Linked DNA regions of Mus musculus: regions 1 and 2 are each linked to region 3. Evidence: chromatin loops called from intact Hi-C (ENCODE). Cell type or tissue: gastrocnemius. All regions are shown on one strand. Each heading gives the region's core, and the rest is flanking DNA. Links, peaks and the distances in the headings are about the cores only. Region 1 overlaps P3h2 (prolyl 3-hydroxylase 2). Region 2 overlaps P3h2 (prolyl 3-hydroxylase 2). Region 3 has its middle 52 kb from the start of Gm41436.

Region 1 (10,168 bases), core at 1,254-9,253, 180 kb before region 3:
GGCTGGATTTATTTGCAGAGTTAGAGGAACGCAAGAACCTTCATGTGTCAAGTTGCAACATTCAGTCAGCTACTGGTAAGAGATATGTCTGTGGAAGGGCAGGTATATCTGTGTTCTTGCCACGTGGGATAGACATGTCAGAAGAGAAAAAAATAGACAAATAAAACCTGTAAAGTCCATAGAGAAACCAGATTTTCCTTGTAAATAGTTCCCTTGAGGACTTCTGACATCCTTTAGGGATATGATGATTTTAACAACCTTGGCTCTGCCGCCTGCTGGGTTTTCAAATCTCTTTTCCAGGACCAGAGTAATGGGTTAGTCCTGGTTGCCACATACTAATGACTTGAAAATGCTCAACAAAGGGTGAAAATGAGACGAAAATTCGATTTAAAAAAATCACCTCCTCATTTAGGCAAACAAAATATTGCACTGAGAACAAGAATTAGATTTGAGTAGTTATCAGTAAATCCCCTTTGTTCATAATTTTAAAAAATGAAAAGAAAAAGCGTGGGTTAATATTTTTGTTGGTATTTTTCTGAAATAACCTCACTGGGAGTTTACTGTTTCCCTTGGAATGCTCTGATGCTGAATAGAGACAATAAACAGGCAATTTGTGAGAAATAGTCATTGCTCACAGGTGAGAGATTAGGGGAGGGTTCATGGGAACATATTATTTGCACTACCCCCTGAGGAAAATCTGTTGTGCTAGGTAGTTTTATGCCAACTTGACACAAACTAGAGTCACTGGAGAGGAGGGAGCTTCGATTAAGAAAACGTCTCCACTCTCCCTGATTCAGTTGCCTACCTTTGGATCCCTTTCTCATAGCTGGGTTGCCTTGTGTGGCATCAGTGGGAGAGGATGTAACTGACCAGACTGTAGATTCACAGGCCTGGGGAGGTTGATATCCAGAGAAGACCTCCCATTTTCTGGGGAGTGGATTCGAAAGCTGGGAGGGAGGACTAGGGAAAGAAGATGGGGCCTGTGATCAGGATATACAGTGAATAAATAGGTTAATTGATGAAAAAAGAAAGAATGAAGCAATAAAATGCTGCCCCCATAAGGCTCAGGCTGTAGGCAAACTGTAGGACGTTTTTTATATTGGTGATTGATGGCAGAGAGCCCAGCCTATTGTGGGTGGGGCCATTGCTGGGCCTGTGGTCCTGCTGAGGTTTTCCTCTGAGGAATTTTCACTGATTGTCAGGAAAAGTGTCTTTTCCTTCCTACCTTTACAGTAGTGTTCCTATAAAGACTCAGGTCAAGAGTTGGGTGTTACCCTTTCTAGACCACAGATATACAAGGCTATTTCTCTTATTTGATATTTATTTGATTAAAAAGTTAGGCTGGCTGGATTTATGTTAACTTGATACAAGCTAGAATCATCTTAGAGGAGGGAACCTCAACTTTTAAAACACCCCCATAAGGTTGGGCTATAAGGAAGCACATAAGGCATTTTCTTAATTAGTGATTGACAGGGAGAGGGCCCGGCTATTATGGGTGCTGTCCCCCCTGGGCTGGTAATCCTGTTTTTTTTTTTGTTTGTTTGTTTTTGTTTTTGTTTTTTGTTTTTTTAAAGCAGGCTGAGCAAGCCATGCTGAGCAAGCCAGTAAGCAGCACTCCTCCATGGCCTCTGCATCAGCTCCTGTCTCCAGGTTCCTGCCCTGTTTAAGTTCCTGTCCTGACTTCCTTTGATGATGAACACTAATACAGAAGTGTTAACCAAATAAACCCTTCCTTCCCTCCCCAGTTTGCTTTGTGTTTCATCACAGGCAATAGAAATCATAGCTAAGACAATGGTGATGCAAAGCGGAGGAGTGGAGCTTAGCAAAGGCTGGTTAAACTAAAGTCCAAGTGAACAGCCAGCCTTAGCCTCTACCACAGCATAGGAACAGGGTTTTTCTAGCTGGAGGTGAAGAGGACTGATGGGTTGTCACCATAACTGTATGGAGCCAGAAAGGAAGACTGCTCTAGGGAGGAGCTGCCATGGCGGATGCTGAAGCTGAGGACTGAGAAGCAGTGGATACTGAGGAAGAAGAGAGAACTAAGTCCCAAAAGTATCTAACCAGTGTCAACCTTGAGCCCTCTCATGGCTGGAGTCAAGCTGAGTACCCGAGGAGTCTTGTCCACCACTCCAAGTAGCCTTGTGGCTGTCCTCCATATGTCACCTCAGCATAGGAGCTTTCTCTAGTCTCTCATACTCTGCTACACTCACACTGACATCTTTAGAGATATAGCAATTTCTTAACTGGGCTCATAATGAAGGAGGCAGAACTGGGAAAGGGGAACTCATAAGACTAGGAGGAGTCTAAGGGAGGAGGCTCTGGCTCAACTGAAGCCTTGCTCAGTGGCCTTTATAAGCCTCTCATCGCCTGTGGGTTGGGTACATCATGTGAATCCACAGTACTGGGTCAGTTATCTCTGTCACACACACACTAACTTTTATATACACACAGCGAATTTGTACAAATTCAAAAGAAAAGCATCATTGGTATAACTGGCTTAATACATCCTAAAAACTAAACATAGTTATTCAGAAAGGCTGCCTCAATGTATAACAATCTCTGCTTAGACAGGGTCCCCAATGAAGGAGCTAGAGGAAGTACCCAAGGAGCTGAAGGGGTTTGCAGCCCAATAGAAGGAACAACAATATGAACTAACCAGTACCCCCAGAGCTCCTTGGGACTAAACCACCAATCAAAGAAGACACATGGTGGGACTCATGGCTCCAGCTGCATATGCAGCAGAGGATGACCTAGTTGGTCATCAATGGGAAGAGAGGCCCTAGGTCCTGTGAAGGTTCTATGCCTCAGTATAGGGAAATGCCAGGGCCAGGAATGGGAGTTGGTGGGTTGGGGAGCAGGTTAGTGGGGAGGGAGTAGGGGATTTTTCAGAGGGGAAACTAGGAAAGGGGATAACATTAAAATGTAAATAAAATATCTAATTAAAAAAAATCTCTGCTTAGGGCCGCCTGGGCCTTCTTCACTTACAGAAGAGCAGCTGATGCCTATTTTGAAGCCTTCCTCTGGAACAGCAGATGAGGGGGTTCTATGTTAAAAATATAGACTTAAGGGACTTCATGAACACACTCTCATGCATCTTCCCTTGGCTACATTAAGTTATTTCTCAAGACAAAGAAGTCTATAAGAGAGAGGGTCCAGAAGTACTGTTTTTCCTCAGCCTAGCAATGGTAGAATCTAGACCAGTCAGCATTATTGCACTTTCCATGTACAATCCCTACAGAGGGCAATGGTCTGGTCGGGGGTCCTGACAATAATCTTTTTTAAAGACTTATTTATTTTTTTGTATTTGCATGCTCTGTCGTCATGTACACCTGTGTGCCAGAAGAGGGCATCAGATCCCATTACAGATGGCTGTGAGCCACTGACTATAATCTGTTAAGTATTCTCTCAACAAGCTCCTGGTGAGTCAGTGATGTTTGAAACTGCTTGGACAAGATCACAGTTGTTGCCCTCTGGCCTGCAACCATTCTCTAAGGGTAATGAAGGGCCTATGGTATAAGGTATGGTAGCAGGTCTCTTTGAAAATGCTCCTGCCCTTCAGTTGACTCTTCCATGCTCTGTTGCAGTTTTCTGTCATTACATCCGTGTCCCCTTGATGCTGGAGGACAAAAGAAATCCATTGCATACAATATTAGTGGTATTTCTTACTCTTTTGTTATCTGGAAGCTGTGAAAACTCTTAGCCTTGTAGACTTGCATCTTAACTTCTATTATACTTTCACTGTGAAATATCATTTATGAAGCGACATATGTTTGAAAATTTAAAACCATCTTTAAGTTGAAGAGATTCCCACACTACATTCTCCATTGAAATCTTAGGGCTTCACAGACATCTGGACCAACCCTACTCTCTACACCAGTGTTTGAATCCTCTGCAAGAATCTCTCAAATGTTCCACGATGAATACACCAATTGACATAAAATTTATTATCTTCCAAAGTAACACCTTCCACCTTTGGACAATCCAGACTTTCTAGCACTGCTTAAAATCTGCCTTCTTCGAGTTTCTGCCCGTGGGTCTTGGTATCATCACAGTCTTAAAGATAAGTGCTTAAAGTCTAAAACAGTGATGTAAGAGCATCGGTTGAGGTTATTTCTAAAAGAAACATTAGATGCCCTATTGCACTTAGCTGAGCCTTAATCCAAACATATGGTGTGATTCTCTCTGCACCTGGAACTTATCCTACCATGTTTGTGTCCATTGAATTTGCTCTCCAGTCCCCTTACAGCTGTCCTGTCAGAGAGGTGAGGTCTAATAATTCTCAAGGATTTTTGTTTAAAAAAGCTGTGATATATGATGTATAGGGTGATCTCATTGCTTTTTTTCACAAGTCAGCTGTGACTGGATCATGAAATTCTATTTAGTAGTACAGGTTTAAGCCAGCTCAGCTGTCCTTGCAAGAAAAAAATTAAAAACACCAAAACTATTTTGCTGGTGGTTCTCCAGTTACAAGAGTTTGGGAATCATCCCCCAAATATTTAAGAAAACAGATATTGTTTCCAGAGGCTAAATAGTGCACACATGGGATGTGTGAGTTCTGTTGACTTGAAGGGGTCAGCAGCAGCATGGCAAATATATCTGACTCCTGACAATAACCAAAGCGAGATCCAAAGAAACTTGGGCAATGGGAAATAGATTTCTAAGGTCCTCTGGATTTCTCCTTAGCACTTTCAATGCCAGCGGCACACAGCACTGTTTGTCGCTGAGCCACACCCCTAAACCCCAATGCTTTATTATCCTGGTCTGAGATGCAAAGGGCAGCCAATGCTACAGTCCTCCTTAGAAATAAGCTTTGTTTGTGGATTCACAAGCGAACAAATGAACATTAATTAGCTCGCAGTACAGTCCATTTTCGGGAAGGGTTTTCTTTGCAGCTTTCAGGATCTTGCATATGTTTTGGGACATCACAATTTTGTGAATTGGCCCCAAGGGGGCAGAAAAGTGCTTTGATGCTAGAGAAAAGTTGCTAATGTCACAGGTAAAGACAGCAGACACACACACACACACACACACACACCCCTTTGCCTTACTTTTATAGTTTTTAAGTACATTATCATATTTCACCAAATATTATTCTACGACAGGTGTTAAAAGTCTCCTCTTTATAAGTAACAGAATGAAGACTTGTGATAGGTCCAGCAGACATAAACATGCTACCAATTTGTGTAATGCAGACTTAAAGAGAGAATAGGGTACAGGCAGTTGCTTATTCTACATGCATCACTTGGGATCTTTATTTCTTGTATCCCAATGACTCACTATTTCCAGGCAGAGAAAATAGTTATATTTTCCTCTAAAGCAGCCACCTGAAACTCCTTATATGCAAAGACCCAAACTATTAGGAAAATGAATGCAGAAAGAAATACAGGAAGTTCTGGATTCTGGAGAATTCTTCCCTCTCCAAAACGCAGCAGGAAGATCCAATACCTGACCTGGCAGTAAGAGACACTTAGGCAACCAGACAATGGGGAAATTACAAGGAGGATAGGGACTTCCGGTGTCCCCACAGGTAATGGAGATTCATGGCACTGATGTTGTTCTTACCCACATTTCCTCCTGGGGTGAATGCCTATTTTTGTGTCAAATAGCAAACTATTTCTTTCCATTCCAGAAGTACAGCATGAGAGCCTCATAATCAGGCATCTGAAAACAGTAAGCTTGGGTTTCAGCTCTGCGAGGATGGTAAGACACTCAGTGATCCTGGCTCAGTCAGACTCTCTTCTTCTTCCATGAAAATCCCCCATGCCAGATATAGCCAAGCAGCCCTGGATGCTCACACTCATTTAGAGCTTGATAATACGGCACTTTGTAAAATTATCAAAGACACATAAACCAAGAATGTCTTTCTTTACAGAACTGTAGCCAAGTTTCCTCCCTGTCCTCAAAACCCAGTGAATAGAACAGCAGCCATGACCTCAGTAGAGTGCATTAAGAACTAGTCTAATTATAAGGAACAGATGTGAAAATCCATGCTGTTACTTTAAAATGTAGCATACATATAAAATATAACAATAGAAACACACTTAGTAGACCGGCAAATGACTCTGAGTTAACTCTTTATAAGCCTACCTTCTCTCTGACTGCAGTAGAATGTCTCCTTATGTGTTTCACGTTACTATGGTGATGATGTTGAGTGGGCATCCAATAGATTTATATGTTAATAAGATAATAACAGCGAGAAAGGAAAGTAGCATTTCTCCCTTGAGGACACTGATCTGACTGCAGTCATAAATCGCAGGCAGCAAAGAGAGGCACAGCGTGAGATTTTGGGTAGGAAGGTATAGGACTAGAATTCTTCTGCAGTAAGATGTGAATTCATCAGGGCCTCTCAGTTTCTTCCACTGGCTTCAGTGGCTGGTACCTCTCACAAAGGCTAAAAGGTATTCAATACCAGACTTCTGGTAAGAAAAATCATAGCAACTTAGCAAACCTATACCAGATATCCCAATAGCACTGGGCATAAAATTAGGGTTAAGCTTTGGCATATAAATGTCTGCTGTTGTGAATGTGAAATAGTGCAAAAGTCAATTTTCTTCTTAAAAAGTAGACCAGAACATCATTTTGGGAAGAGAGGGTTTTAGCAGTTAAATTGGCTCCTTTTTCTCTCTATCTTAATGCAGACTATAAAAATATTCCTGTTTTTTGAAACTGTTAAGCATCTGAGTGGTTGGATCCCCAAATATAGTCTCAGTGGCAACTTCAAAGAAGCCACAAGGAGTGCTTCCAGGGCAGGCTCTCACAGTACCTGGTTTAGTCTCAAGTCCTGACCTCCAGGTCTCCTCTTTAAGGCTAAAGCTTTCCTCTGTTATGAAAACCTCCTATTTTGCTCACCTCCCAGAGACACAGCAGTTGCACAAGGTAACAGTGTGGAACTCCAGTGTGAAGTCTTTCCAGGGGTGGGGCAGTTTTTCAGTGCGTGGTCTGGCTGGGTGGCTGCCACACATATTGACTGCTTTAGCCGGCCTAAGTGCCCAAAGGCCAACTGGCTCTTTAGATAGGCTTCCCAAGAAGTCACTTTCCAAGGAGCAGTCGATGCTCTCAAGATATAAAATAAACAGAATTCTAGTTACTATGCTAGGGGGAAACTGGGTGGCTACAGCATATCTAAAGGCTTCAGGCAAATGAAAATCCAAGTCCCTCAACTTACTGAAAGGGGAAACTGGGACCCAGAAAGGGAAAACAGTTACTTGAGAAGCACCAGTTACCAGGACCCTAAATGATTATCTTTGCCTCTCAACAGCCTAGTGTCTTTCCAGTGCTTAGTTAAACAATACCAAACAACAGACATCTGGAGGCCTGCACTCAGTAACACCCAGTGTGAACTGCTTCCACACAATCAGAAATTTGCTTTGAGAAGCTAATATAGCAGAACGTGTCTGGGAGATTTCTGAAACTTTAAATTATTCATGCAGATGTTTGAGTCTGGCTGAAAAGAGACAGCACTGGGAAGAACAAATGTTGCCGCTGTCTTACTCACCACCACAGCCACTTAGAATAATTTGAATTTGTCTCTGCCTAGTATTTGGCATTTGTCTGAAGGTTAGATAGTTGGCCTGGCCTGACCCACTTTGTTTTTAAAGTCATTCTGGTTTTTTGTGTTTTTGTTTTTTAGTTTTTACAATATTTGTATTTTCAACACTGTTTTAATCCACAAATTGAAACCAAGTATTTTTTTGTATTATTTTAAAAGTACTTTCTTTTCTCTCGATTATCTAACATTGTTCTCATCCAATTTTTAACAATCAACATAAATTATAGAAATAATTAGGCATAAATTATAGAAATTTATAACATTTGTTATAGTAGATATCCATTCTATTGCCTACTCATCAATCTGTCTATCCATTCACCTATCAGTCCATCGATCATTTACCAATTATCCATTGTCTTCAACACATACTTTTTCCGTTTAATTTACTTTTATTTAGTGGGAATGTGTGTGGGCGACCCTGAGGTCATGTATGTATACCCTGTGTGCACAAGTGTCCAAGCAGGCCAGAAGGGGGCATCAGGTAACTGGTACTGAAGACATAGGTAGTTGTGAGGTGCCTCACATAAATACAGAGAAATGAACTCAGCTTTTCTGCAAGAGCAGCAAGTGCTCTTAACTGTGGAGCAATTTCTCTAGTTGTTGTCTTCAACAAAGCTTTAGTGAGTGCATTTTATGTGCCATATATAATGCCACACATAGCCATAGGTAAACCAAGTGTGTAAAACAGAGATTCCCTAAGTTTGTATATTCCAAAGTTGGGTAGAAAAATAACTACGTATGATATTATATGATGGCATTTTCTCCTCTTATAACTAACATCATAAGAGATTTCTCAAAAGCTTTCAGAGATATTCTCCTGCCTGTCCCTTTAACAAATACTTAGTGATACATATAAGGTGTCAGTGTACTGATTAGTTTAGAATAGATCAATGAATATGGTCCTCTGACAGTTTGCAATGACATTAGACTCTGAACACCTTTGAAAACATCCTGGTGTTTTAGTCACTTTCTTGTTGCTGGGAAAAAGGTTTACTACTGCTCAGAACTCCAGGTTACAGTCATCATAATGCAAAGGCCACAGCATCAGGAACTTGAGACAGCTGGTCATATTGCATTTGTAATCAAGAAAGGCAAGCTGCAACTCAGTCACTCCTTACACCATACAGAATGCATCCCAGGGGTGGCCCCATCTTCAGTAGGTAGGTCTTCCTATCTCAACTGTGATAATTCTACAAAGATGGGACAAGAGGATCATCTTCCATGTGATTCCATTATCTGTCAAGTTGATGAGTCCCAGCCACCACTCTTGGTAACATGATTATTTAAGCAGACTTTTACCAATAACCTACAACATTTTTTTTATTAAAGAGTTAGTATTTTTCTCATAAGGACCATCGCATTGCATCCTCTGAATTCTATTCTACATAATATAGAGTAGAACCTTGTCATTCCTACTCCTTTCCCCACCCCTGACAGCGGGATTGCCCTGATGGTCTGAGAAGAAAAGCCCAGGCAGGAAGTTAGCACCAAGAGAATCAGACTTCCTGGAGGCAGGCTTCATTGAGCAACTCATTTAACTGAGGGTGGGGAGGTTATCTAAACCTTATGGAAGTGAGTGTCTATCATTGGTCTGGGCCTCATTTGCATAAGAAGGAATTCTAGGTGATGCTGGACATGGCCTTATAAGGTGAAAGAAATTTTAACCAGCTATGTGACCTTTTCTGATGGAGCAAGGACAGGGAAAGAAGTCTACCTGGGCCAGGACATTCAGGCCCAAGACAGGGAAGGGGGAATCCTACTCCTACTGGTCTCAGAATGGCATTGGCATGCTTTGGACACACCTCTACCCCACTCTTGCTCCAGGCCTGCTTTCCATGGCATCATGGCTCCCTGAGCTCCACAGAACCTTAAAATTTATAATTGAACACTCACATTTCTAGAGAGCTGGAAATGACTGCAAACACTTTAAGGAAGCAGTAGACTTGTAATTAAGCTGAGGTCTATAGGATCCTACAGAAAAGTGAGTGGAGAAAGGGCATGCATCCTGTGCCCAAAGTGTTTTGCTTTTCTATACATTCAGTTACTAATAAAGCTAACCTTGGGATTTGATATTTGTATCTCTTAAAGAAAAATTCAATTTGGTAAAAATTTACTTGAAAATTTTTATACAAAAGAGCTAAGTAGATATTTAACTCATTAGTCCCAAAGAAACGTAATTTCTAAAAAAATAGGGTAGTGCATATACATACTTCTCTGTTTGCAAAGCTGAGCTGTCTGAAGATCTCTTAGTAGCTCAAAACCCCAAATAGCTTTAATGACAAGTCAGGTAATGTCAATATATAGGTGGTCACTATGCAAAACCATTTAGCAATGGCTCTCAAACTTGTGGATGCCTCCAAAATACCTGAATATTATATCCAAACAGATTGCTGATCCTAGTATTTCTGATGAAGTAGATCTGAGGTGGGACAAGAAAAATGGAACTTCTAACACAGATCCGTGTAATGTTGTAGCAGCTGATCCTGCTATGTCTCTTATAGGAGATGGCAGGGTCATAATGAATTTAACAGTCTCAGCAACAAAGGCTGAGGTTCGTAGATGCTTTAGGTCTTATTAGAGGCAACAAGAAGCAAGTTATATGCATAAAATTCACTGACA
Region 2 (10,168 bases), core at 1,319-9,318, 230 kb before region 3:
GAAGCGAAGTTGGGAACAGGGGGAGAAATCTAACGACTCTTAGTATCCTGTTAATTTATACTACGGCTCTGTACAAAAATAAAAAGGTTCTCATAAGATCATCTATTTAAATAAATATTCAATAGAGCACTCTCTTTTCTATAGCTCATCTTTGGGGTTAATATTCAGTCCATGCTTCCCGCGCTGTTCTTGATCCAAGATGGCAATCACTTCATCTGCCTGTATCCGCTCCTGCAAAAAGACAATTGACACATTTCTGGTACAAGTGTAATAACCAGCCCGGGCAGCAGATGCTTCCCCAACATTTCCAGCCAGCCATCTGTGCACAGATTGGTGCAACACCCAGACAGGGATAAGCCTACTTCAGCCAAACCGGTACGCTCTTCACACATCCCCACATTCTATGCAATTACTTTCCGAGATGGCTCTTACAGAAGATGTTTCATCTATTCATTGGCTTCCTACCCTTTCTGTCTCCCAGGCATCATCATCTCTTACTTAGCTCAGTGTCTCTCAGAAAAGAATACTCACCTTTTGCCAGAAAAGCCTGGTCCTGATCTCCCACACTTGATAAGGTTTTTGGCCCTGTCTTTCTGTGTCCTGTGTCTGTCCCTGTCTTTTTAATGGAGAATGAAGGACAGAGTTTCTCAGACATGGTACTACTGACATTTGAGGGAACAAAGACAGAGACAGAGAGAGAGAGAAAGAGAGAGACAGAGACAGAGACAGAGAAACTTTCCTGTATACTGCTAATGTTAACATCCCTGGTCTAGAAGATGTCTCCACATTGTGGGAACTAAAACTGTGTCTGGACATTGTGAAAGGTCCTCTAAATAGCTAAGCGCTACATCTTAAGAGTAACTCATTCAGATTCTTCTCACTGGGTATTCTAGAAGGTTCCAAACAAATTTCCCTCCTTGTTCAGGCTCCTGGTAGACAATCTCCCTTAAGTCTAACTGCAACACTGTTCCACATGGCACTCACCATTCTTCTGTTGGTTCCTGGTTCTGTTTACTTGGTGAGCTTTCAGATTTTTAATATTGTTTTTTCTTCCTCAGTTATATTGTGTGCTGCCCCTCTGTTGCCCACCTTATACTAAAACTTTTGGTTACCTCAAAGTCTCTGAGTATTCATTCTCAAAATAGCTTCCCAGCCCTGGTTTGAAATACACCCCTTCCCCCCGAAGACTCCCAGTATAGTCTGTGTTTTCTTTTACCCCTGTACCAGTGCAGCATAGAGACAGCAGGTCTTCTTAAACTTCCAAGGCAACCTCCCCTTGAAGTTAAACCCTTGTGACCTGTGGTACTCCTCTAATCTAAGTCGACATGTTGGCTAATGTCATCTTTTCCGTGTAGTCATCCCCTACGACTAGGGGAGCTTACAAGGGTGTGAGGAGCGAAGGATGGCCACAATGGCTTCTTAGCAGCTAGAAAAAAGTCCACCAGCCTAATATGAAGTGTGAAACACTGCCCCTGGCTCCTTCTCACCCTTACATTCAACGCTCCTTTTAGAAAACACGCCGTTCTGGCTACTTTGGCCTTCATTCTGTGGGCTGTGTTTTCAGTTTTTTGTTTGTTTGTTTGTTTGTTTGTTTGTTTTCTTGGTGCTAGGGATAGGGTCCAGAAGCTAAGCACATGCAAGGCGTGTGCTGCAACCCTGAGCTGCCTCCCCATCCAGTTTTGTTTCTCAAGTACACTACCCCAAACCTCCGGTCTTCTGCAAGCCATCCTCCCTCTCTTCCAGTGTTCCTTGTAGTTGGCTCACATATCCTGCATTTGTAAATAGTTCGTCTAATATCTACTGTTAAGTCAGTTATGTTATTCTATTTTTATATAGACTATATATAAAATATAGCAATAGGTGTATTGCTGTTGTAATAAATCTGATTATTTACACACCTTTGCTTATTTGCAGTCCTTTATTCTTCTTTTAGGTTGTAAAAAGGAGAGAGAAGGATCTCATTGTCGTGGTCACTGAAATATTTCCAGTGCCCAGAAAACCTACTACCTCTTGTCAAGGGCTCTATTATATGAAAAGAGAAGTATTTATGGGAATGAAGGCCTAGAGTGCATCTCCCCAGGGATGCTCAGCTTATAAATCTTATTGCCTACATTTAATTCCCAAATTAAACCTTCCCTAACTGATTCTTTATGTCCCTAAGTGATCATTTACTGCAGACAATTCTTAAAAAACTTGCCCAGTTGTTTAATAATGTGGGTCCCTGTTATCATCTCTCTGGCTTGACATTAAGTTCCATGAAAGCAGGAATTTTGTCCTGTCCAGTTTCTGTTCCCCTTTGCCAGGTCCTAGTACAGTTTTCAGCATACTAAGTTATAAGAATAACTGTGTTCTGACTTGAAAAGAAAGCTCTTGCCAGGTAGGAGCTGGGAGTTAATAACGATACAGGCAGAGATACTAAATAATGGAAAACTGCATCGTTACATCTGAAAGCATGGGGCTCAGCAAGCTGACACACATGCAAAGCTTTCACATTTGATGACCACAAGAAACTCTCAGTACATGCTTCTCTTAAGAAGGAAGAAACCTATATAACCACCAAACCCAGACACTATTGCATATGCCAGAAAGATTTTGCCGACATGACCCTAATATAGCTATCTCTTGTGAGGCTATTTCAGTGCCTGGCAAATACAGAAGTGGATGCTCACAGTCATATATCGGGTAGAACACAGGGCCCCTAATGAAGGATCTAGAGAAAATACCCAAGTAGCTGAAGGGGTCTGTTACCTGTACCCCCCAGAGCTGTGTCTCTAGCTGCATATGTAGCAGAGGATGGCCTAGTCGGCCATAAATGGGAGGAGAGGCCCTTGGTCTTGGGAAGATCATATGCCCCAGTACAGGGGAATGTCAGGGCCAGCAGGAATTGGTGGGTAGGGGAGCAGGGTGGTGGAGGGTATAGGGGACTTTGAGGATAGCATTTGAAATGTAAATGAAGAAAATATCTAATAAAAAGAAAAAGAAGAGGGAAGAAACCCAAGTGCTGGGACAGATGTCTACAGACCATCTAATATCTTATGTATGTATGTATGTATGTATGTATGTATGTATGTATGTGACTGAATACTCCCTAAAGATTCTCTCTCTCTTCTTTTCTTTCTTTCTTTCTTTCTTTCTTTCTTTCTTTCTTTCTTTCTTTCTTTCTTTCTTTCTTTCTTTCTTTCTTCCTTCCTTCCTTCCTTCCTTCCTTTCTCTTTCTTTCTTCCTTCCTTCCTTCCTTTCTTTCTTTCTTTCTTTCTTTCTTTCTTTCTTTCTTTCTTTCTTTTGATCTCTCTCTCACACACACACTGATACACACACACACACACACACACACACACACACACACACACACACACATAACACATATATATGATTTTTTATTTTTTGAGACAGAGTTTTCTCTTAGTTGCCCTGGCTGTACTACAACTCACTCTGTAGACAAAGCTGGCCTGAAACTCAGAAATCCACCTGCTTCTGCTCCTCAGTGCTGGGAGTAAAGACATGCACAACCATGCACCATACAGTAACTTATATAGAGAATCTGCTACTTTTCTTAGACAGGTTTTCTGAGTTCAGAAATCCTAAGTTGGTGTTTAAACCAGGGATTCACAAATTTTGTTACATTATAGAAGCACCTGGGAAGTTTTAAACTCCTGGTACTCAGAAAGCTCTGGAAATAGTTAGATACACACATCTGAAGGTGGGAATCAGGCATTAGTGTTTTAGGGATCAGACTCTCAGGTGATTCCTGGAAGTTTATCCAGAGTAGAAAGTTTTCAACTAGCAATTCTACGAGGTGCTTGTCAGTTCCTACTCTGACCACTAGATGGCACTAAAGCCTGCACACTGGAGAAGTTTCTTAGTACTTTTCCATGTAGCATAAACACTGGTGTTGAAGTGTCTTGAGTAGGAAGGAGCTGTGAACAAGTTATGTATTAACTTTTTTAATAAAATGCTACAATTTATTGTGATGGAGTGGCGGATATAAAATTAGTACTAAAGTAGGGTGCCGAATTTTCCACAATTTGCTGTCTAGACCTTTGCATAGAGCAATGGTGCTGGCATTTTGTAGATTAAAAACACAGGGAAAGAGAAACTACAGGGGAAGGAGGATGCGACACATCCTAGAAAGTTATCTGGCCTCTGCTAGGTTCTGGCCATTGGTGCCTTTTTTGTCTTTCTTTGTGTCTGAGCTAGTGCAAGCTGTTCTTACAGCCCCGACATAAGATGCTACTGAGGTGCGCGCCTTTCCTGGCTGCCGACCTCCCCTGTACTTTTCTTCTGTTCATCTTCTGTTCAGTTCTGACCTAAAGCCCTACCTAGACGTGAAGAGAAAGTGTTTTGAGGGTGTAGACAAAAATAAAACGTTCTTTTCAAACTCCTGCTGCTGCTGCTGAAACTGGATTTAGTTTAGCTTAGAAATTTAAAGGGAAAACTATGCACATCATTTTAAGGCTAGAATTTCGGGGGCTGGGAGATGACCTTGGTTACGATGCATAGGGTCCTTTCAGAGGCCTTGTTTTCAGTTCCCAACTGCCATGTCTGGTGGCTTACTCCAACTCCAGGGGGATAGGTGTCCTCGTCAGAACTCCACTTACACTCACAGATGTGCACACACAAACATAATTTAAAGAAAGAAAGCATGTTTAGCTCTATTTAGTGCATCCCTTAAATTCCAGCACTGGGGGCAGAGGCAGGAGGATCCCTGTGAGTTCAAAAGTAGCCTTGTCTACATTGTGAGTTTCAGTACAACCAGTTCAACCTAGAGAGATGCTACAATAACAAGAAACAAACCTTTAAAGGTGTAAAACACTTTATCGACATTCAGCTCTTCAGTAGACTCTGAAGTCATCAGTAGACTTCTGTGTCAGCTTCAGATCTACCCTTAGTGACCACCACACTCAGTCTCTTGAGCTATGGTGACGCTCTGATGGATATTTTTAAGCTGATGATATCACTGAGTCAAGAGAAGGACTTGGAAGGTACTCCCTAAAGGAAATGGACTGCTTTCTCCCTGGAGTTTCTATTCTGCCTGCTGGTCTGAACTGCAGGGCTCTTGACAGATTGAAACAGTGAGTGTCCCGGACACTTCAAATATAATGTTATTTTAAAATTCAACTTAATAGTGTAGCAAATACTAATGGTCTTCCAGGTCTCTTTCGTCTTTCCCATGCATGCTGCATGAACTAGTCAGAGTTGTTTGAATGCTTTTTTAACTTTACTCATGACCAGGAGAAAGTCCCTGTCTGTCTGTCCGTGGTCCACTGGTACCATGGTACAATGGTGCCAGTGAGTTCAATAGTCAACATTTGCTGTGACAACGAAGATGCGCTAGTGGATCTATTTCTGCACATGTCTTCACAGTTAGAATTCAACTGGGTACAAAACTTCCTTCCCAGCCCCTCCGCTTTCCCCAAATCTTACTGCAAAAGCCACTACAGACTTAGGGATGATGCAAAGGACTTTACAGAGTAGTCAATCCAGAGAGCCTGGTGTGGACTCACCAGTTCTCGGTAAAGAGGGTCCAGTGTAAACCATAGTGCCACAGCACAGCGCTGGCCTCTGGTGACCGCCTTCACGCCATGAGGGTTCTCGCCGCCAGACGAGAAGCTGATCATTCGGCCACACTTTGGTTTTATAGAGGCCTGAGAACAAAATGACAATTAGACTTCCAGTTCCTTACCACGTGACCTTCTATCATTCCTTCGGTGTGATTACTCCCCTCAGCTAAAATTTGAAGCAAGGAACAATGGGGGTCCTCATAATGGAATACTGAAAACAAAAATCGATTCTCATTTTTTTTACCTGTAAAATATATAAAGTTTCAAAATAACATTTCCCTTATATAATAAGAACACTTAGGTGACCTGGGTGGCAGGTCCCATACACACAGGAATCACGTGGCATGTGCTCTGGTGACAGCCTGCCCTCTCAAGAACACAAACCGTCCACTTTACTGCACTACATCAGCTCTTCATTCTATCGATCCATTGATGTTTAATGTGAGTGTGCATCCTGGTCCCTGTAAAACTGGAAGGGAACCAGGACATGAGGGGTACCAGAGAAGTTTTACTGGTGGCCCCAGTGGCAGTTACATGGTTGCACACCCTTGGCAGTTTTCCAGCCAAACACCTATGGTTTATGTAGCTGTCACTGTACGAAGCTTTGAATTCACTTCCTTTACATTATGCTTGTCCATGGGTCATACAGGTATCACGTGGTTGCCTCCAGTGGTGAGAACACACCACCCCTCGAGCTGACCCACTCACGGTTCCAGAGGTCTGAAATGACTGAAACAACAATTCAAAGCTTGCCCGATGCCCAGCTGTCTGCTGACTATCAGCAGGGCAGTCAGTGCATTCAGGGAACTGCTGAGGGCACCGAGCTGAGAATCTTAAGTCTGAGCAAGCGTACGCCACTGAGTATTGGAGGCTGTGGTCCTATGTCTTAAAAGGTGTGTAATAGGATTACATGTCATTTTGCATCCTTTAGGGGATAATGAGAGCTTACTCATTCCACTGAGGTTGTTTAAGAGCAAACAGCACAGCAGCAGCCATTGTGTGTGTGGGAAGACAGGGGCATTCTTCAGCTATGGGACTATGTCTTTCTAACCCTCTCAGGAACAGATCTGAATTTTTCCTAAAACCCTTCAGTGCGATGTAAGATTAACTCTTGTCCTAGGTCTGAGTGCGAGAAGGCAGAAGTAGGCAAAATCAAAATTAAGAATCCCAGTGTGCGAGTGTGTCTGTGTGTGTGTGTGTGTGTATGTATTTGGTTGTATGTGTGTAGGTCATAAACACATGTACTAGTGTCCATGAAGTCCAGAAGAAGGTGTGAGTCCTTAGAATGTGGAGTCTGAAGCAGTTGTCAGCCACCTAATGTAGGTGCTGGGAACAAAACAATCCTTCCGTATCCAATGAGGGGTGGGGGAGAAAGGACCCTGCCCACTTCTCCTGAGATTGGATTATGTTTGTTAAGGGAAAGCAGATACATGAGAATTCCTCATCTTTAAGAACTCCTACCTTAAAACTCTGCTAAATGAATGAACATGATTGAGCTAGTGAGCTTTTCCGGTTTTCCACTTTTTTTTTTTTTTTTTTCATTTACTTTTTGGAGGGAAGTAGATTCTGTGTTTTTTTGTAGGTGCCGCAGTTATTAGAAGTGTAGAACTGTTCAAGTGACACATCTCCCACCCCTTCCTGCTTTCACACAAAAGCAGCAGGTTGGTATTTAACATACACTCAGCAAAGACAGAGCCAGCCCCTGTACCATCAACCAGGGGCACTTCCAAATATGGCCACTAGATGGAGTAGAAGCAAAGGAATCCTCAACCAGCAGTCTGATTTTTCTTTCGAGTGATTTAAAATAGGAACCTTTTTCTTCTTCAGTTTCCATGTTTTCAAAGTTTGGAAATAAGACGTTTTGTTCACAAAGCTCCTTCACAAGTGAGAATCCTTTTCAGGGATTTAAACTCCAGCCCAGATCATCAATCCTGGTTTATATCCTCAGAGTCTGAAGCCTCAAACTACTTACTGACTTACTTTTTAAACAGTGAATCAGCACGTCTGTTTGAACATACATTGTTGTGTTCAAATGCAGGAAATATTTAAAATTATACCTGTGTTTCTGGGAACTATTTCAACAACCCGCAATAGGAATCTTCTTTAAGTCAGTGTGTAGCCTGAGATATCACCCACTTTAAACCACCATAGTGTTCCATGAATATTTCACCACTGAAGAAAATGGGTAAGCTAAAATTGAATGCACAAAACATGGAGAGAGTCTGAAATTCCCTTACCTATGCACATGTCTCAGCTGCTTAGATTTTGCAGGAAGAAAGAGACTTTGTAATCAATAATTTATAATTCATAAGTTCTTCTTTTTGTGATTTAGTGTTCTTATAGTGAGATTGATCTTTGGTGTAATGATCAAAAGAATCTAACTATATCGTCTGTGCGTGCTAAGGATGCTGGTTTTTGAAGGCATTTTTTTTGACTGTTAATAAAATAGTTGACTGTGACATTTGATTTAAACACTACTGAATATAAATATCCATTTGGAGTTAAAGGGTTCATGGCTTATCCTTAACAGTTTATACCAATCTGCATGCACATGTGTACCCGTTTGGGAGTTCGTGCTTAGCCTAAGCACTCTGGCTCCTGGAAGCCATTGATCTGTCTGTGATGTGAATGCTTTGGGGACTCGGGCTGGAAGTTCCCATCAGGTCACTCGACAGGACCTCTAGGCTTTGATTCCACACCTAACATTTTTTAAATGACTGTGATGAAGTTCTTAAAAACCCCGTTTCTCACTTTGCTCATCTTCAAAATGGACTGAAATGGCGACTTATGCTTTAGTATTTTCATTATGTATAGACCACCAGAACCCGCTTTACCTCTTGAGTTCTTGAGCTCAGAACTACTTAAAATTCAGCAATCGGTAAGATCCTGGGAAGATGGTAAGACTGAATTTAAAATGCTAAACCAATTTTAGGAAGAGGGTTACTTACAGTCACGGTTTTAGCATCCATTTCTGTGAAGATGAATTCCCCTCCGTCAAAGTCGTCATTCATATACAGGAGAGCACTGCAAGGAGGGGGTGGGGCAGTCAGTGACAATACAGTCCTCAGCAGCCTCATAGTAAAATACAGACGACCAGTGAAGGGAGCCACCTGAATGGGGAGTTACCTTTGATGTTGGTCCCCCCAACCCTTGAAATTAAGCTCAGGGGTGTCTGGCTTATACTCTGGATGCTTATTGGTTCCGTTTCCATATGGTTTTGGCCTTGTTTCAATGCTCATTTGACATTGTCAACAGTTAGTCAGGCTTGATTTCAGATAGCTTCTAAATCCAGCCACATTGCTTATAACCCTCGTTTTCCCAGATATAAAAGGAACCTTGGGGGATGGGCTTTCTTTCCTTAGCTTAGGCAATGAATTCCTTGTGATCTAGCATGGTCACTCAGATAAGGACTGCACACTAAATGTTTTGAATAAAATACAACATAGCAACTGCCATGTTGTTAAGTATTAATAGTCACTACATATTAAGATGCACTGTTTCATGCTAGGATATCTTCTTTGTGTACTAACATATCTCCTCAAACTATACAACAGTATTCCCTTGTGAGTTTCTATTTTCTTTTACTTTTCCCAACACAATATTTTTATTGAATACCTGTGAATTTCACACCATGTACCCTGACCTTCCAGGTCTTCCCATCTCTAACCTTTTGACCTATCCCCCCAAAAAAGAAGAAAAACAAAAAACAATTTAGTGTTGACCATATACTACTCATTGGTCAAACTCTCAGTGGCCAACCCCTTAAAGAAACCTGAGTTATTTCCCAACGTTTCTGTTTTCATAATGGAAAAATGTAGACACGGTTCTTGGTGTGAATAATACACATGCATGTGATAATATGTTATGTATGTTAAGGGACCATGCCTGTGTGCTCTCCGAGTGGGAAACACATGCAAAATGCTATGCCTTAGTGAAACAAAGTGATTTAGAGAGCAGTTGGTCTAAGGAAAAGGAGGGAAAATGTGCATGATGCTTAAGATAAAAAGGAGAAGGCTCCAGGTGATTCCTGGAGGACTCTGCTTCACAGAAATGAACGAGGAAGCAAGCAGAGCATCTTCCCACTTCCCTCTTCCCACCGAGGGTTGAGTAGGGGCATCCTTACCTGTAGTCCCGAAAGGTGTAAGCGGGAGGCTCCTTCCAGCATTCATTGGCTTCTGGATCCAGCAGGCAGTTGTCTGCATGAATGGGGTGACTGAGGTCATTTCTTCGATCCTGCTGCCCTGCCAGAATAAGGAACAACAACAGCAACAACAAAATGAGAGCGAGCAGGATGGAGAAGGGCAACAGAATCACTGCAATGTGCAACAGTCAAAAGGACAATTTGATGGTCATCTTCAGTTTCTGCCTGTCCCTTGCAAAGATGGAGAGACAGAAGGTAGTTGTGTTATATAAAAATAGCCGCTGAGGGATTCCTGTGGCTCAGCACAACCCTGATATGGAACTTGGGCCAAGCCACACCTGTCTTTTCAGCTTGAGAGATGGAATACGTATACCTGGGTAAACCCAGCACATTGTATGGCTTGCATACGGTCTCCAAGAGGATGTGGAGATGCAAACCAAAGGTTTTGACTCACTTTCCATGGGGG
Region 3 (10,168 bases), core at 872-8,871:
CCATAATTATTGAACCGTGTTGGGTATCTGCCTCCATACTCTTTTATGTTTGGAGTTATTATCTGAACTACAAGAGTTCTGTTCAGGAAACCCTCACCTCTTTATTTATGCTACCATAGTTTCAGAGTATCAGGTCTTATATGGAAATCTTTAATCCACTTGGAGTCTAGTATCATAAAATGAGATATATGATAATAATTAGATCTACTCTACTACATGTCACTATTCAGGCTTCACAGAATCATTTGTTGAAGATATTGAGATTTTCATAGTTTCCTTTTTGACATCTTTCACAAAATTCAGGAAGCTGTGTTGAATGGACATCTGTATCGGGTTTCTATCCTGTTCTATGGATCTATGTGTCAGTTTCTTGGGGCGGTACCACATTGCTTTTATTACTATGGTTCTATATTATAACTCAGAGTCAAGTATGATAAAATCTCTCATGGTGTTATATGTTAAGAGTATCTGGATATATCTGGACTTTTGTGCTTCCACATAAATCTTAAGATTTTTGTATGAAGAAAATTGCTGAGATCTATTTTGGAATTTCACTTGATCTATAGATTACTTTTGGCAGAATTGACAGTTTTCACAGTGGTGGCTGGAGCAGAGAACTGAGAGCCCAGATCTTAATCCACAAGGAGGAAACAGAAAGACCACACTGAGAATTGCATGAATCCTTAAACCCTCAAAGCCTGCCTTCAGTAACACACTTACCCAAATAAGGCCACAATCTCCAATCCTCACCAACTGGAAACAAAGCATTTAAATTCTGGAGACTATGGAAGTATCTCATTCAAACTATCATACGTATACATTTTTGATTTGGAATAGCTTAAGAAACTCTACTGACTAACACTTTTAAAAGAGGGATAAACATTTTAATTTAATTAATTAGTATTAGTATCAGTATCAGTATCATTATTTGTTTTTTTGAGACAGGATTTCTCTGTTTAGCCCTGGCCATCTTGGAACCCACCCTGTAGATACGACTGGCCTCAAATTTACAGAGATCTGGCAGCTTCTGCCTCCTGGGATTAAAGGCATGCACCACCACTGCCCAGCAAACATTTTGTATAAAGATTCCAAAGGTATTCTAAAATAGTTGAAGAGATTTGTTTAAATGAACAAACCTTATTTCAACTAAAATATAGTTATCCAAAGGAAAGGAAATTTTTAATAAAATAGAAACAATTGCAGTCTTCTTAATCTATATTCATCAGCTTTATACCTTTAACATACTAAGAATGCATGAATTAAAAACAGAACTAAATATAAATAAAATAAAAAGCTAATGAAAATTTTAAGTACACAATGAATCTAAGGACTAAACACTGCTAAACTCAGGTATGGTGAGATCTGGAAAACTCAGGACAGATGGGGGATAGCTCAGAAGAAATACTCAACTTTGATGGACTTTGTAGTTTTGCCCTGTGCTTATCTACTGGGTATTGTTTTCTACCTAGCTGCTTAGCAAAGCTCCAGAGTTGGAAAAGCCAGGGTGGATAGCACATGTTGACTGTGTGCAGCAGAAGTTAGGCCACCCTAGAGAGTTTACCCTAAGTCTCTTGTTGATGTTCAACATGAGAATAAAATGTTAACAGATGCAGTGTTTTCACTGACTGCTGTCCTACAGTCCCCTCTGGGGTCTCTCTTGGCCAGTGAATCATTTGACTCTAAATTTGGAAAGCTGCCTGGAAGAATGAGGGGGAGGGAAGAGGACACACAAGAGAGAGAAAGTGGGAGGAAGAAAGAAAGGGAAAAAAGAGACAGGAAGAGGAATTATTTCACTTTGAGAATTGGGGAATTTAGCATTGATTTCTACACTTCTACTAACTTTCTATAGGAACTTGTGCATCTCGTGTCTCTCTTTGTTCTGATTTAAGCATCCATAAAGTGAAAATATATAATGCTATGCTCGAAAATCTCTTCCTGGAGTAACCTTGAGGTATGAAGTACTAAATATAAAATAATCATAATCAACTGTACAGCAAACCTTGGTGCATCTTTTGATAAGAATAACCTAGGCCTAGTGTTGGCATCTTGTTAGACCCTTAGCAATATGGAGGAACAAACATGATTCCTACTTACCCTTTATTTTTAGATAGTTCATATTTTACACCATGATAGATATATAAAGTATCTACACACAGTTTAGAGAACACTTATGTTTCAGAGCCAATCAACTTGACTAAGGTAGTAATGTTAATCAAAATTTTATACCTGATCATTCAATTTCTTCCCTTTACTCAGATAATACTGTTCAAGCCACACAAGATACTTACCCAGGTGCAGTTCTGCAGTGGGGACAGAATGTTCAAAGTCTTCGCCCTTTCTATTTACTTGCCAGAACAGGAAAAGAAGCAGAGGACTTAAGTTTTCCAAAATATATCAAATATTGGAAAATATGTCCTGAGTTCCAGTTTTGAGTACTTTTCAAAAATTTAAATGTAGTGTCTGCCCATTTTCAATAGAGTCATGAAATATGTGATAGAAATGGACTTAACTAAGCTATTCTTTATTTTTTTTAAGGCAAACACAATGCTCATCTAAAACTTACCCCCTTATAACCCACACCACAGGCAGCTGCGTTAGAAACACCATTTTTAGAAAAACACTAATTTCATATAAAAGTCAAATATTCGTACTCAAGAATACTAGATGAAGGGTAAGTAGCTAAAATATATAATTAGAGAACATTGAGATCAGAAAGGCAGTGGTTGCTGTGCAGAGCCTTTTGTTTTCTTTAAGCTGGTTACTAGTAGAATCAACTGCTTTTGTTGTACTTTCATCTTCGCTGTAGATTGCCTGATACCACTATTTATGAGCCTGCACTACAAAAATGTTCACTTTACAACACAATTCCAAGAATTAGATGCTCACAGCGATCCGCAAGAGAAACAAGAATGACAGTGGCATTTGAAGTCACACTTCTCAATGCAAACACAATATCTTCATCTCTAAATACTCATTTTGAGAATTCAATTCCAATGAACAGAATAATGAGGATGTTGCTGTAATAAAATCGATTGATATGGGGCCAAGGAGGTGAGTATGGGTTAAGAGTGTTCACTCTTCAGTGAAACTGAGTCATTTATGAATCTTTCACTAGAGAGCATGACATCACCAGCCATCCCTTTAGAACACCAGGCATGGGTCTTAGGGAATGATATTTGGGGACCAGAGCCGGGCGTGGTGGTACACGCCTTTAATCCCAGCACTCGGGAGGCAGAGGCAGGAGGATTTCAGAGTTTGAGGCCAGCCTGGTCTACAAAGTGAGTTCCAGGACAGCCAGGGCTATACAGAGAAATCCTGTCTCGAAAAAAACCAAATAAATAAATAAATAAATAAATGAATAAATAAATAATAAAATTTAAAAAAATATATATTTGGGGACCAGAAGCTCACTAGTCCAGGATAAGTGGAAGAACTTGAGACAACCTAGCACCTCTGGAGTGACTGGGGCTTCTCAGACTTCTGGGGAACTTTCAGTACAGTTCAAAGGCTCACTCCCTGGGAAGGTCGGAGTAGGAAACCTGCAAAGACCCCTAAGGAGATGACATGTGTGTTCATGGACTGGTTCAGAAAGTGAAGGTTTGAGATCTACATTACACTAGGCAACACAAAGCCTGAGAGATTCTGGAAGGTTTATTTTGATTTTCACACTCTTTTGTATGTGACACACAATAAGAAATACGTTTTAAAATCACAGCCCAATATATATGCTGATATACATGTATATATCTAATTGACACAATTTACCAAAGAAATTTTCATTTTTCGCTAAGAATTGCATTCTGACATTTTCCCTATCACCTTATAGAGATATAAGTAGATAGACAGACAGACAGATAGATAGATAGATAGATAGATAGATAGATAGATAGATAGATAGAGTAGTTCTGGACTTGACCAAGTTTACTTAAAATTCCACTCAAGGAACACAAAATAGTGCTTGAAAATTACTGTGTGGAAGGTCTTCTTGGAAGTAAGTCGCTGCACACTATGTGCTTACACAGAAGAACACTGGCAGCCCTGAACCACCTTGGTCAGTTACAAAAAATACTAGAAGTCAGGATGAAAGTGCACTTAAGGTAGCAAATGAAGTTTTGGCATCTGGAGAAGCAGAGGAAAAAGTAAACCAAAATGTTCAAAATTCCACTCTACAGCTTTGAGTGAGGGAAGAGAACTGGAAACCAAACCACAGTATGTTTATACGAGGGAAGTTAATGAAATGTAATTATTCATGGTGATTGCTTTAGGCATACATTTTCCTATTGATCTTAAGATCAACACTATTGTCTGTGTATTTAGAGTGCTCTAAACTATAAAACAACAACATAAATTTTTGAATGGGTTTCTTGTCTATGAATGTTTGTGAAAATCCAAGAAAGGTATGTTATTGTGCCATCTAGTGGTCTGTTTTGTTATTAGCCATCGTAAATTAACAGACTGCTGGGGGGACCAATGAAAACAAACGCTAGAAATGAACATTTAACAATAAAATATACTTTAAATATATTGGGAGCAATCTGATACTATTAGGAAAATCAAAGGTTGATTTTTATCCTCGTCTGTAGATTCATATGTATCACCTGTTTTTCTCAAAAATATTCCAACTTCTAAAATTCTAATTAAAAACCATAAACTGGTAGGAATAGAGCTAACATGAAATAAGCAATATATTTATAAAGAAAATGATATAACTCTACAAAAACCACAGTAGAACGGCTGGAGAAATTGCTCAGCGTTTAAGAGCACTGGTTGTTCTTCCAGACACTCTAAGTTTAATTCTAGCAACTCTACAGCTCACAACCATCTATTAATGTAATATGATGCTATCTTCTGACATGCATGTATATATGCAGATAGAACATTCATATGCATAAAATAAATAAGCAAATCTTTAAAAAAACCCAATAGAATAAAAAATATGCCCCATGATGTTTAAATGCAGATTTGCTGTTAGCCAGGTGTGGTTGCCTATACTTGTAGTCCCTGAAGTAAGGACGTTGGGGTAAGAGGACTGAGGGCCAATGCCAGGCTGAACTACACTGTCTCAAAATAACAGAGCAAAAGACAACAAAGAAGGCTCACCATTGTAAATATGTATACTGTTCTCAAGTCCCCAAATCACAGACAACAACATCCTCCAACAGATTTTCCTTATCTCATTAACCAACACAAATTTTCTCCAGATTTCAAATGAAAAAGAAAGTGTAAGATAATTGGCAAATTTAAAAATTAAAAATATACAAGAATGATAGGACCAGTGAGGCATAATGGAGAAAGGCGTTTGCAGCTTGAGGATGCAAGCCTGAGGATGCAAGCAATGTGGAGACATGGACATAGAGAACCGAGTCTACAAAGTTGCCCTATGAGAGCCATCTGTACCTTGTGGCCCACCCTGCCCTTGGGAAGTATTGTCCAATAGGTCCATGAGGGCAATGGAAGCAGTGACGATGAAGCAGGGGAGTTGGAAAGCCCTATGAGCACGTACAGTCGTAAAGTGAATAACCACACCGGGACCAGCTGCAAGGAGGTAGATGCAATTTTGGGGGGTGATTTTAAAACTTACATAATTCTGGGAGACTTGGGGTAGGAACATCCAGGATGGGCAATGGTCACACACACATATACATATCATAGACATATCACACATAATACATCTCTCTCTCTCTCTCTCTGACACACACACATACACACCCTTAACACTCTTACTACTAGTACTAGTCTACTGGCAGTAAAAGGGTTTTTATTGAATATTTTCTTTATTTACATTTCAAATGTTATCTCCATTCCCAGTTTCCCTTTCTCCCAGAAACACTCTATCACATCCTCCTTCCTCTTGCTTCTATGAGGGTGTTCCTCCATCCACCCAATGAATTCATGAAATTCTTAGGCAAATGAATGGATCTGAAGGATATCATCCTAAGTGAGGTAAAGCAATCACAAAAGAACACACATGATATGTACTCACTGATAAGTAGATATTAACCCAGAAGCTCAGAATACCCAAGATACAATTTGTGAAACACATGAAACTCAAGAATTTCATGAATTGATCATTTTTAATAGCTGAGTAGTACCTCACTGTGTAAACGTACCACATTTTCTGTATCCATTCCTCTGTTGAAGGACATCTGGGGTCTTTCCAGTTTTGGCTATTATAAATAAGGCTGCTATGAACATAGTAGAGCATGTGTCCTTTTTACATGTTGGAGCATCTTCTGGGTATATACCCAGGAGTGGTATAGTTGGGTCCTCGTGTAGTACTATGTCCAATTTTCTGAGGAACCATCAAACTGACTTCCAGAGTGGTTGTACCAGTTTGCAATCCCACCAGCAATGGAGGAGTGTTCCTCTTTCTCCATGTCCTAGCCAGCATCTGCTGTCACCTGAGTTTTGGATTTTAGCCATTCTGACTGGTGTGAGGTAGAATCTCAGGGTTGTTTTGATTTGGATTTCCCTGATGACTACAGATATTGAACATTTCTTTAGGAGATTCTTGGCGATTCGATATTCCTGAGTTGACAATTCTTTGTTTAGCTCTGTACCTATTTATTTATTCATTTATTTATTTATGTTTTTTTTCGAGACTGTTTCTCTGTATAGCCCTGTCTGTCCTGGAACTCACTTTGTAGACCAGGCTGGCCTCAAACTCAGAAATCTGCCTGCCTCTGATTCCCAAGTGCTGAGATTAAAGGTGTGTGCCACCACCGCCTGGCTGTACCCCACTTTTAAATAGGGTTATTTGGTTCTCTGGAGTCTAACTTCTTGAGTTCTTTGTATATATTGGATATTAGCCTGCTACTGGATTTAGCATAATAAAGACCTTTCCCTGTCTGTTGGTTGCCTTTTTGTCCTATTGATAGTTGGTATCAATAGGAGAAAAAAGCCATCGCCAGTCTAAGGGTGGTTTGTGCCCAACCAGGGACAAAAAGGCAACCTTTTCCTTACAGAAATTTTGCAGTTTTATGAGGTCCCATTTGTTGATTCTTGATCTTACAGAATAAGCCATTGGTGTTCTGTTCAGGATTTTTTCCCCCTGTGTCCATGTGTTTGGGGCTCTTCCCCATTTTCTCCTCTATAAGTTACAGTGTATCTGGTTTTATGTGGAGGTCTTTGATCCACTTGGACTCCAGCTTTGTACAAGGAGATAAGAATGGGTTGATTTGCATTTTTCTATATGCTGACTACCAGTTGAACCAACACCATTTGGCAAAAATGCTGTCTTTTTTTTTTTTCCCACTGGATAGTTTTAGCTATTTTGTCAAAGATCAAGTGACCATAGGTATGTGGTTTCATTTCTGGGTCTTCAATTATATTCCATTCATCTTCCTGCCTGTCTCTGTATCAGTATCATGCAGTTTTTATCACTATTGCTCTGTAGTAACAGTTTAGATCAGGGATGGCAACTCTCCCAGTTGTTCTTTTATTGTTGAGAATAGTTTCTGATATCCTGGGTTTTTTGTTATTCCAGATGAATTTGCAAATTACTCTTTCTAACTCTAAGAAGAATTGATTTGGAATTTTGATGGGAATTGCAATGAATTTGTAGATTGCTTTTGGCAAGACGGCCATTTTTACTGTATTAATCCTGCCAGCCCATGAGCATGGGACATCTTTCCATTTTCTGAGATCTTCAATTTCTTTCTTGAGAGATTTGGAGTTCTTGTCACACAGATCTTTCACTTGCTTGGTTATAGTCACACCAAGGTATGTTATATTATTTGTGACTATTGTGAAGGGTGTCATTTCCCTAATTTCTTTCTCAGCCTGTTTATTCTTTGAGTAGAAGAAGGCTACTGATTTGTTTGAGTTAATTTTATATTCAGTCACTTTGCGGAAGCTTTAGGAGTTCTCTGGTAGAATTTTTGGAGTCACTTAAGTATACAATCATATTATCTGTAAATAATGATATTTTTACTTCTTCCTTTCCAATTTGTATCCTTTTGACCTCCTTTTGTTGTCTAATTTCCCTAGCTAGGACTTCAAGTACTATATTAAATAGATAGGGAGAGTGTGAGCAGTCTTGTCTAGTTCCTGATTTTAGTGAGATTGCTTCAAGATTCTCTCAATTCAGTTTGATGTTAGCTACTGGTTTGGTGTATATTGCTTTTCTATGTTTAGGTATGGGACTTGAGTTCCTGATATTTCCAAGACTTTTACCATAAAAGGATGCTGAATTTTGTCAAATGCCTTTACAGTATCTCATGAAATGATCATTACTTACCTATGTTTGTTTTTCCTGTAAGGAATAAAAAAAAAAATGTTGTGACTCAATGCATTGCCACACCTCCTATTTATGGATATTAGCTTTGAATCTTCAGATACATGTGTTCTCTTTGAATATCCAAAGAAGTCAAGAAATTACTGAGTATCTGTGGAGAGGGGCTTCCCTAGGAGGGGAGACAACACAATGGTAAAAGTTAGAAGGAGTAAGAGAAAAGGCGGGGCTAAACTGGAAAGAAGAAGCAGAGGTTAGAGTAGAGAAGATAGTACAGGGAGTGATAAATAACATAAAGACTTTTTGAAAAAGATATAAGGAACCTTTCTACTGTTGAAGCTGAGAGAGAGAGAGAGAGAGAGAGAGAGAGAGAGAGAGAGAGAGAGAGAGAGAGAGAGAGAGAGAGATTATCCTATAGAAGGGTAATAATGTCGTTATTAGGCATAAGTTAACAAAAAGTCCAGGGGTAGGAATGGATTACTTTGAGCAGGTTGTTGGACAGTCAGGTTTCATAGACACTCAGACATTACAAGCAATTATCATTGCTATTGTTTACCCTCCAGTACTTGACAATAAGACCCTAATTTTGAAGACACATACTTAAGTCAAAGACCATGATGAGATCAAAATAGGATGGGTCTGGAAGACTCATGCATAGTCTTAGCTTTCAAGGTAAACCAGGGCAGACTGGAAGGAACCCATGCCACTGGTCAGGTGGGGTTCCTGCATCTATGGATCCTGCTGGTCCTAGTCCGTCCTGGTGGTGTTGGAACAGATATTGTCTTCTACTTATTCCTGATCTTAAGATCATGGGCTTGTTAAAGTGCCTGGGAGTGGAGCCTCCTCTAGGGGCTGTGGGCAGGTTTTTCTTTTCTTTTTTTTTTTTTAAAGTAAAAACAAGGATGCAACACTGGCAGCACTGCACACAAAGGTATAGAGAGTGCACATACAGACAAAATTCATAATGAGTAAGTAACATTTCACATTGGTGGGGAAAATGAGGAAGTATTCAATGAATGGTGGTGTGAAATTTTAGTATGAATTTGAGGGAGGGAGTTCTTTTTACCTCCAGCCATTTACAATATGACTTTCTTGTGTTTATAGAGGCAAACGTTTATAATGAAATCAAAAGTACTCAAGAGGAAATGCAGGATGATTTTTATAATCCTGAAGCTAGTAAGTTGAACTAAAATAAAATGCTATAGGCATGCTAGGTGGTGGTGGCGGCATCTGCCTTTAATCCCAGCACTTGGAAAGCTGAGTGAGCTCCAGGATAGCCAAGGCTACACAGAGAAACCCTGTCTCAAAAGGAACTTTGGGGAGAGAGGATGGAAGGAAGAAAGAGAAAAATTCCAGCAGGTTTAATACATAACTGTATTTAATTTCCCCGTGATGAAAGAAACACCAACAAGTGACAGACTGGAACTCACATTCAGAATACAAATGTGACCTTGCACACCAATAAGAAAACACACTAATAGGAGGTAGGTTCGATGATTGGGATTCCCAAAGGCACAGTGATTGATGAGGAACCAGTAAAATGGTACCCAGTCCTGAAAAATAAATATGGAAACTTTTACTTGTTTTTTTTTTTTAAATTAGGTATTTTCTTCATTTTCATTTCCATTGCTATCCCAAGTACTCTTGAAGCTGGCAAGGTGAGAAAGCACCTAGGCAGGGCTACCAAGCTTTTACAGGCATTTGTGGCCCATCAAAGAGAACTTGTACCAATTCTAAGGAAATATTTACATATGGCCACAAACATATGTACATCTTCTCTAGTTTGAAGAGCAATGCTGGGAAGTAGGAAACTCCTTAATCTCTTTTTACACAATATACTTGCCTTGCTTTCTGGGTTCCTGAATTGCAAGGACACTGCCTCAGCTTTTGGTTCCTCCTTATCAACCAAATCATCTTTTGTCAGTTTCTTCTCTC

Evidence for each region. Hi-C counts contacts between places; a loop is a spot of excess contacts. Peaks named below come from ENCODE experiments on the same cell type or tissue, not always from the same donor. Only the 100,000 strongest peaks of a DNase experiment are listed, where the experiment ranks them.
Region 1: it touches region 3 in a loop (6-fold over the local background); 14 of 42 quality-filtered maps call a loop at or near these places.
Region 2: it touches region 3 in a loop (12-fold over the local background); 35 of 42 quality-filtered maps call a loop at or near these places.

Annotation. Positions count from the first base shown.
Region 1 is chr16:26,018,602-26,028,769 of GRCm38, forward strand. All of the region lies in intron 1 of P3h2 (prolyl 3-hydroxylase 2), which reads right to left. Among named protein-coding and RNA genes, the nearest start is that of P3h2, 82 kb to the right of the region's middle. RefSeq lists an enhancer at 6,607-7,882. In gastrocnemius, for the core only: CTCF peaks have their summits at 3,352 (motif pointing right) and 4,952 (motif pointing right); no DNase peak of the experiment used is centred there; H3K27ac peaks cover 2,801 bases.
Region 2 is chr16:25,960,220-25,970,387 of GRCm38, forward strand. It overlaps P3h2 (prolyl 3-hydroxylase 2), which reads right to left. Exons shown (of 15, transcript NM_173379.3): 12 at 9,685-9,802; 13 at 8,510-8,585; 14 at 5,505-5,645; 15 at 1-231. The coding sequence ends at 139. Among named protein-coding and RNA genes, the nearest start is that of P3h2, 140 kb to the right of the region's middle. In gastrocnemius, for the core only: no CTCF peak of the experiment used is centred there; DNase peaks (open chromatin) are centred at 3,822, 6,152 and 7,294.
Region 3 is chr16:26,194,920-26,205,087 of GRCm38, forward strand. No RefSeq gene overlaps it. Among named protein-coding and RNA genes, the nearest start is that of Gm41436, 52 kb to the right of the region's middle. In gastrocnemius, for the core only: a CTCF peak has its summit at 4,424 (motif pointing left); a DNase peak (open chromatin) is centred at 1,673.